2 separate regions of the Homo sapiens genome follow, and region 2 is linked to region 1. A link is a contact called in ENCODE Hi-C or POLR2A ChIA-PET data. All regions are on one chromosome and are shown on one strand. Each heading gives the region's core, a stretch centred on a gene start or an enhancer-like site at or near the end of the contact. The rest is flanking DNA. Distances are from core to core; before and after follow the strand shown.

Region 1 (2,546 bases), core at 33-2,532:
TTCTGCCTCCACAGTCCTGGGTTTCTAAATACCTATAAAGCTACCAACTCATAGTCACAGCTCACAGGCTCACCCACAGCTTTATGTTGCTAAAGCAAACAGTCTGGGCAGAAGAATGACAGAATTACTCTCTTTTCTGATTACCTCCCTCTCTGCATCCTGATAAACTAATGATTAGCTTTCCTGTTGGGATTCAGCCCTGACTGGGTAGCTTCAGGCTGTCAACTCAAGCAAACCCTGATGATATCACACAAACCCCTGCCTCTCCTTCCTTCCTTGGTGTTTTATTGTGTGTTAACCAGCATCTACATCCAGCACGGGCAGTAGCCGTCACATGCTAGCCACCATGTAATTACCAAGGTAATTCTCTTGCCATTGGAAGGCTCATAGGAAAAGGAAAAAAGCCTTCTTTTTGCCTCACTTCTCCACCTTCTGCTACTCAGAAAGCTGCTGTTTACATAAAAGCAATCTTGTAAGTATCAGAATGCAATTGGTTTTTACCTATACTACATAAATTATATTTAAGCAGATATTTTAGTTGAACTTAAACTAATACACTTCTCCAGAAATTAAAAGCATATATTGCCTTTGGGTGCTTTTGTGTTGGTAGTGAAGAGAGCCAACCCATTCAGCACTATTTTTTTTTTTTTTTTTTTTGAGACGGAGTCTCGCTCTGTCGCCCAGGCTGGAGTGCAGTGGCGGGATCTCGGCTCACTGCAAGCTCCGCCTCCCGGGTTCACGCCATTCTCCTGCCTCAGCCTCCCAAGTAGCTGGGACTACAGGCGCCCGCCACTACGCCCGGCTAATTTTTTGTATTTTTAGTAGAGACGGGGTTTCACCATTTTAGCCGGGATGGTCTCGATCTCCTGACCTCGTGATCCGCCCGCCTCGGCCTCCCAAAGTGCTGGGATTACAGGCGTGAGCCACCGCGCCCGGCCCATTCAGCACTATTAACAGAGCAGAAACTTACGCATATTTATGAAGTGAGACTATCGAGGTAATTTGGAAAAGCTCATAAAGTGAGTCACTGGTTTAGATTCTAAGGTGCTACTCCTTCCTGAAACTGTCAATCCAGACCACTGGGAAATACCACGGCTAAATGGCTAAACTGAAACATAACTAAGCGTGATACAAAGAATGAAACCTTTTTTTTTTTTTTTGAGACGGAGTCTGGCTCTGTTGCCCAGGCTGGAGTGCAGTGGCGCAATCTCGGCTCACTGCAAGCTCCACCTCCCGGGTTCATGCCATTCTCCTGCCTCAGCCTCCTGAGTAGCTGGGACTACAGGCACCCGCCACTATGCCTGGCTAAATTTTTGTATTTTTAGTAGAGACGGGTTTCACTGTGTTAGCCAGGATGGTCTCGATCTCCTGACCTCGCGATCCGCCCGCCTCGGACTCCCAAAGTGCTGGGATTACAGGCTTGAGCCACCGTGCCCGGCCTAACTTTTTTACCTTTTACTTCTCTTGTAGCTTTTTTCTACTTCCAAGATCAATGAAACCGATATTTAAAAACCCATTAAAAATCCTTGCTGTGCACATATAATTAACAGTAGTTACTCAACAGAATATTTTCTTCATGCCTTTGTATTAAGAAAAACCCAACTTCATAGCAATATTTCAAAATAGACATTTCATTTTACATTAGGGCCAGAATTACTTTATTGCATTATGTTATCTGTCATATGGCCCTTGACAACAGAACTTAGCAGCACTAATCATGGCCAAATCTTTCAGGAAGATTCAGCAATTCTGATTGAGCAATGCTATGACATTTTCTGGGCATGGACTTAAGAAACACTTGGGAGTTTGGCTCTGTGTTCCTTCGTTTGCTTTTCCTTTGCAATTTCTAGACCTGCCACTAGCACCAAGTAATTTACCCAAGGTATGCTCTGAGATCAGTCACATGATTACTTTGTTTGGCATTTTAAAATACTGGACAATAACTTGACACCTTATCGTTATGGTAAAACATTTTATAGGGAAAAAGTATAAACTCACTGTAGTTAAAAGAAATTTTGAAATATCGCATACATACATAGATACATCTATTTATACCCAAGTGCAATAAAAATTCAGCTGTTAGATTTCAAAGTCTTTCTTGTCTTTCCCTGGACAGCTAGAGAAATGGGGTATTAGTCTGGAAAATCCCTATGAGTTTTTGGAAAGACAATACATTTCCACAGAGAAAGAGCTCATTTTAGCCAAACCAAGTGACTCACTCTGGTGGACTGGCCAAATGCTCACCAAATCTGTTACTTCTTCCTTCCAGGCATAGAGGTGGGTTAAATTCCCCAGTCTCCTTTGCAGCTAGGAATGACCAGAAGACTGAATGAAGGTGAGGTGACATAGGCCATTTCCAAGCCCAGCCCATAAAACCTTCCTGCATTCTCTTTTCCAATTCAATGGCTGAGGAATTAGAGGAGTTGGGTGCCCCAAGATGGAAGAAGCCTGGACCCTGAACTACCATGTGGAAGAATGGCAACCAAAAACACTGGAGCAGACCTTATGTGAACAAGAAAAAAAATCTCTTCTGTTAAGCCTTTGAG
Region 2 (2,546 bases), core at 20-2,519, 520 kb before region 1:
GAACTCCTGGCCTCAAGTGATCCTCCCGCCTCGGCCTCCCAAAGTGTTGGGATTACAGGCGTAAGGCACTGTGCCAGAGCACGAATACTGTATTTTCAATCAGATTTTGGTTGAAAAAAAGCCACGTGTAAGTGGACTCGTGCAGTTCAAACCCGTGTTGTTCGAGGGTCAAGCGTAGCATCACCTCGGTTGGAGGCGGACGGACCCCTCTCCTAGCACCTGCCGTACACTGTCTAGCATAATAAGTCTCCACGCCCTCTCTTCCACCTTAGCGTGTGCCTCTGCATCATGCTATTCATGTTTCTGTGTGTCCTCAACAGCACCCTGCACACAGTAAAACCTCAATGCATCTTCCAATAAGTGGATTTCTAGATTTAAGCAAAATCGAAAGATTCCTGGATCTAAACTCTGGATTTTTGACTTCTGTACGCTTCAAAATGCCTGGCACTCGGTGAGCGCCCCTTAAGCACTTGTTGAACCAAACAGAATAAATCGGATTCGCCCAGTTCCGCCCTGGCAGCGAGGTCTGCATTTGGCAGGATGACAGAATCCATTGCTATTAAATTCTTATGTAAGAGTTAATGGCCCTCCCAGCCCACTTGACATCCCTCCCGAGACAAGAGAGGCCGGGAAAGGAAGGGAGAGCACTATTTACAAACATACACTGTTTCGGTGGTGGATTCACAGATTCATTTCTAGTCTCGGTTCACCACAGAGATCTTAAAATACCGCTGCAGGCTCCGTGTGGGACAGAGGGGGCGGCGTGCCGGGACTCGGAGGGGAAGGCCTGCGCACCCAGCGCGGCGAGCCGTGGTCCTTGCTGCCGTCCCGGGGCTCCGGGTGGCAGCGGCCCCAGAAGGCGGCTCGAGCTCACGGCGGTGTCCGGGGGGGGGCCCCGCGGGCGCCGGTGCAGGCTTGGCCTGGGAGGTCCCCTGGGGAAACAATGCGTCCCGCCCCGGACTCCAGCCTCCCCTAAGCGCCGCGCTGCTCGCCGCTCCTCTCACTGCCGTCCCGCCGCTCCAGGGGGCGCCGCGCGTGGCCGTGTCCGGCCTCTCCCGAGCCCCGGCGGGTGACGGGCGCGGAACATGGCGGCGCGGGGCCCCGGGCAGCCGCGAGGGGCCGCGGCGCTGCGGTCTCGGCTGGGGCGGCGCGGCTAGAGCTGCGCCTGGGCCCGCCGGCGAGGCCTCCTCCCCGCCCGCCGCCGCCGCCGCCGCCGCCGCGCCCCGCCCCGCGCGCCCGCCCCTCCCCGGGCCGCGGCCGTGCCCCGCGTCGCGCTCCCCCGGGATGGCCCGCGCGCCTCGGCGCTGCCTCTCGGAGCTCACGGCGGAGCGGCGGCGGCCGCGCTCGAGGGGCGCGCGGCTGCAGCGGCGGCGGCGCCGCGCGTGAGGGGCCGCCTAAGGCCGAGCGGGCGCGGCGAGCGGCCGGGCGAGCGCAGCCAACATGTCGGATACCAAGGTAAAAGTTGCCGTCCGGGTCCGGCCCATGAACCGACGAGGTGAGGAGCTTTCCGCTCTTTTTTATTTCTGCTCGGGCTGAGGGCGGGGGCAACTTTAGAAACTGCGGGGCCGGGACGGCGAGAGCGCGGCCGGGGCCGGGGGGCCGGGGCGGAGGCGGCGTCCGCGCTGGCCGTGGTGCCCGGGGCGCCGTCTCCAGGCTCGGCCGCCTCCAGGGACGGAGCCCCGCTCGGCGCGGCTGGCGGGCGGGCGGGCTGGAGGCGCGGATGCTGGACTTTGCAACGTCCCTTTCTCTCTGCTTTCAGAACTGGAACTGAACACCAAGTGCGTGGTGGAGATGGAAGGGAATCAAACGGTCCTGCACCCTCCTCCTTCTAACACCAAACAGGGAGAAAGGTAAAGCGGGTTCCGAGAGGGCGGCTGGGAGGATCCAGCCTCGCGGGGTCCCGCAAGTTTGAGCCAGGAAAATGGGAGTGCTCTTTCCTATTGTTAGGAGGACGGCTTCAAGTTTGTCGCCGGCTCCTGTTTGAAGCTGTTGCAAGTCCAAGTTCCTCTCCTCCCTCGCCCCCCTTCTCCTCCATCTAGAGCGGCGGCAGGCAGGGCACCCTGGCCACAGCACCAGTCAGCTGAGCCCGGGCGGGCTGCGAGGCACCCGGGAGGGAGAGGGCCGGATGGGACCCCATAGGTGATTCGTCCAGCGGCCACATTTTACAGACAGGAAAACTGAGGCCCGAGGCGGGCAGGTGACCAGCCCACGACCTTATTGTTCGTGGAACCCAGTGTCCGTGATTCTTTTCATCACTGCAGGGTTTGTTTCCTTTGGCAGAATTGTTTAGGGACAGTGTGTCTAAAATGGGAGGAAAAAATAAAGCAAAAGTCTTGTACGATGTAGACTCAGGCTGGACTAGTTAGTATCTATTTTAGTTGTTGTTGCTGAGTTGAGATAATGCCTCAATGTAATGCGCGAATTTTGATTTTCAAAGAAACAAAAGTAGGGCCCTGAACTGTATAGACACTGAGGGATGTTTAAAAAGGGGCTGTATTTACTAGATGGCAACATATTTGCATTTGAAAAGTGGTAACTGTTGGATC

What was found. Hi-C counts contacts between places; a loop is a spot of excess contacts on that map. ChIA-PET counts read pairs that join two places held with the same protein, here RNA polymerase II (POLR2A).
Region 2: a loop to region 1 is called in a map of ovary, with 13 times the contacts of the local background. The contact joins the promoter of KIF13A here to the enhancer-like site in region 1. A Hi-C loop is called at or near these places in 1 of 168 maps with a recorded cell type or tissue (ovary). POLR2A ChIA-PET finds 5 or more read pairs at or near these places in 2 of 52 experiments (CD8-positive, alpha-beta T cell and WTC11).

Annotation. Positions count from the first base shown.
Region 1 is chr6:17,470,445-17,472,990 of GRCh38, reverse strand. All of the region lies in intron 4 of CAP2 (cyclase associated actin cytoskeleton regulatory protein 2), which reads right to left. Among named protein-coding and RNA genes, the nearest start is that of CAP2, 78 kb to the right of the region's middle. Within about 2 kb of position 1,282, at least 4 of the 41 ENCODE cell types and tissues checked have a DNase peak (open chromatin) inside an H3K27ac peak, as active enhancers do.
Region 2 is chr6:17,986,358-17,988,903 of GRCh38, reverse strand. KIF13A (kinesin family member 13A) reads left to right here and starts at 1,269. Exons shown (of 39, transcript NM_022113.6): 1 at 1,269-1,495; 2 at 1,760-1,850. The coding sequence starts at 1,441. RefSeq lists silencers at 694-1,193, 1,564-1,683.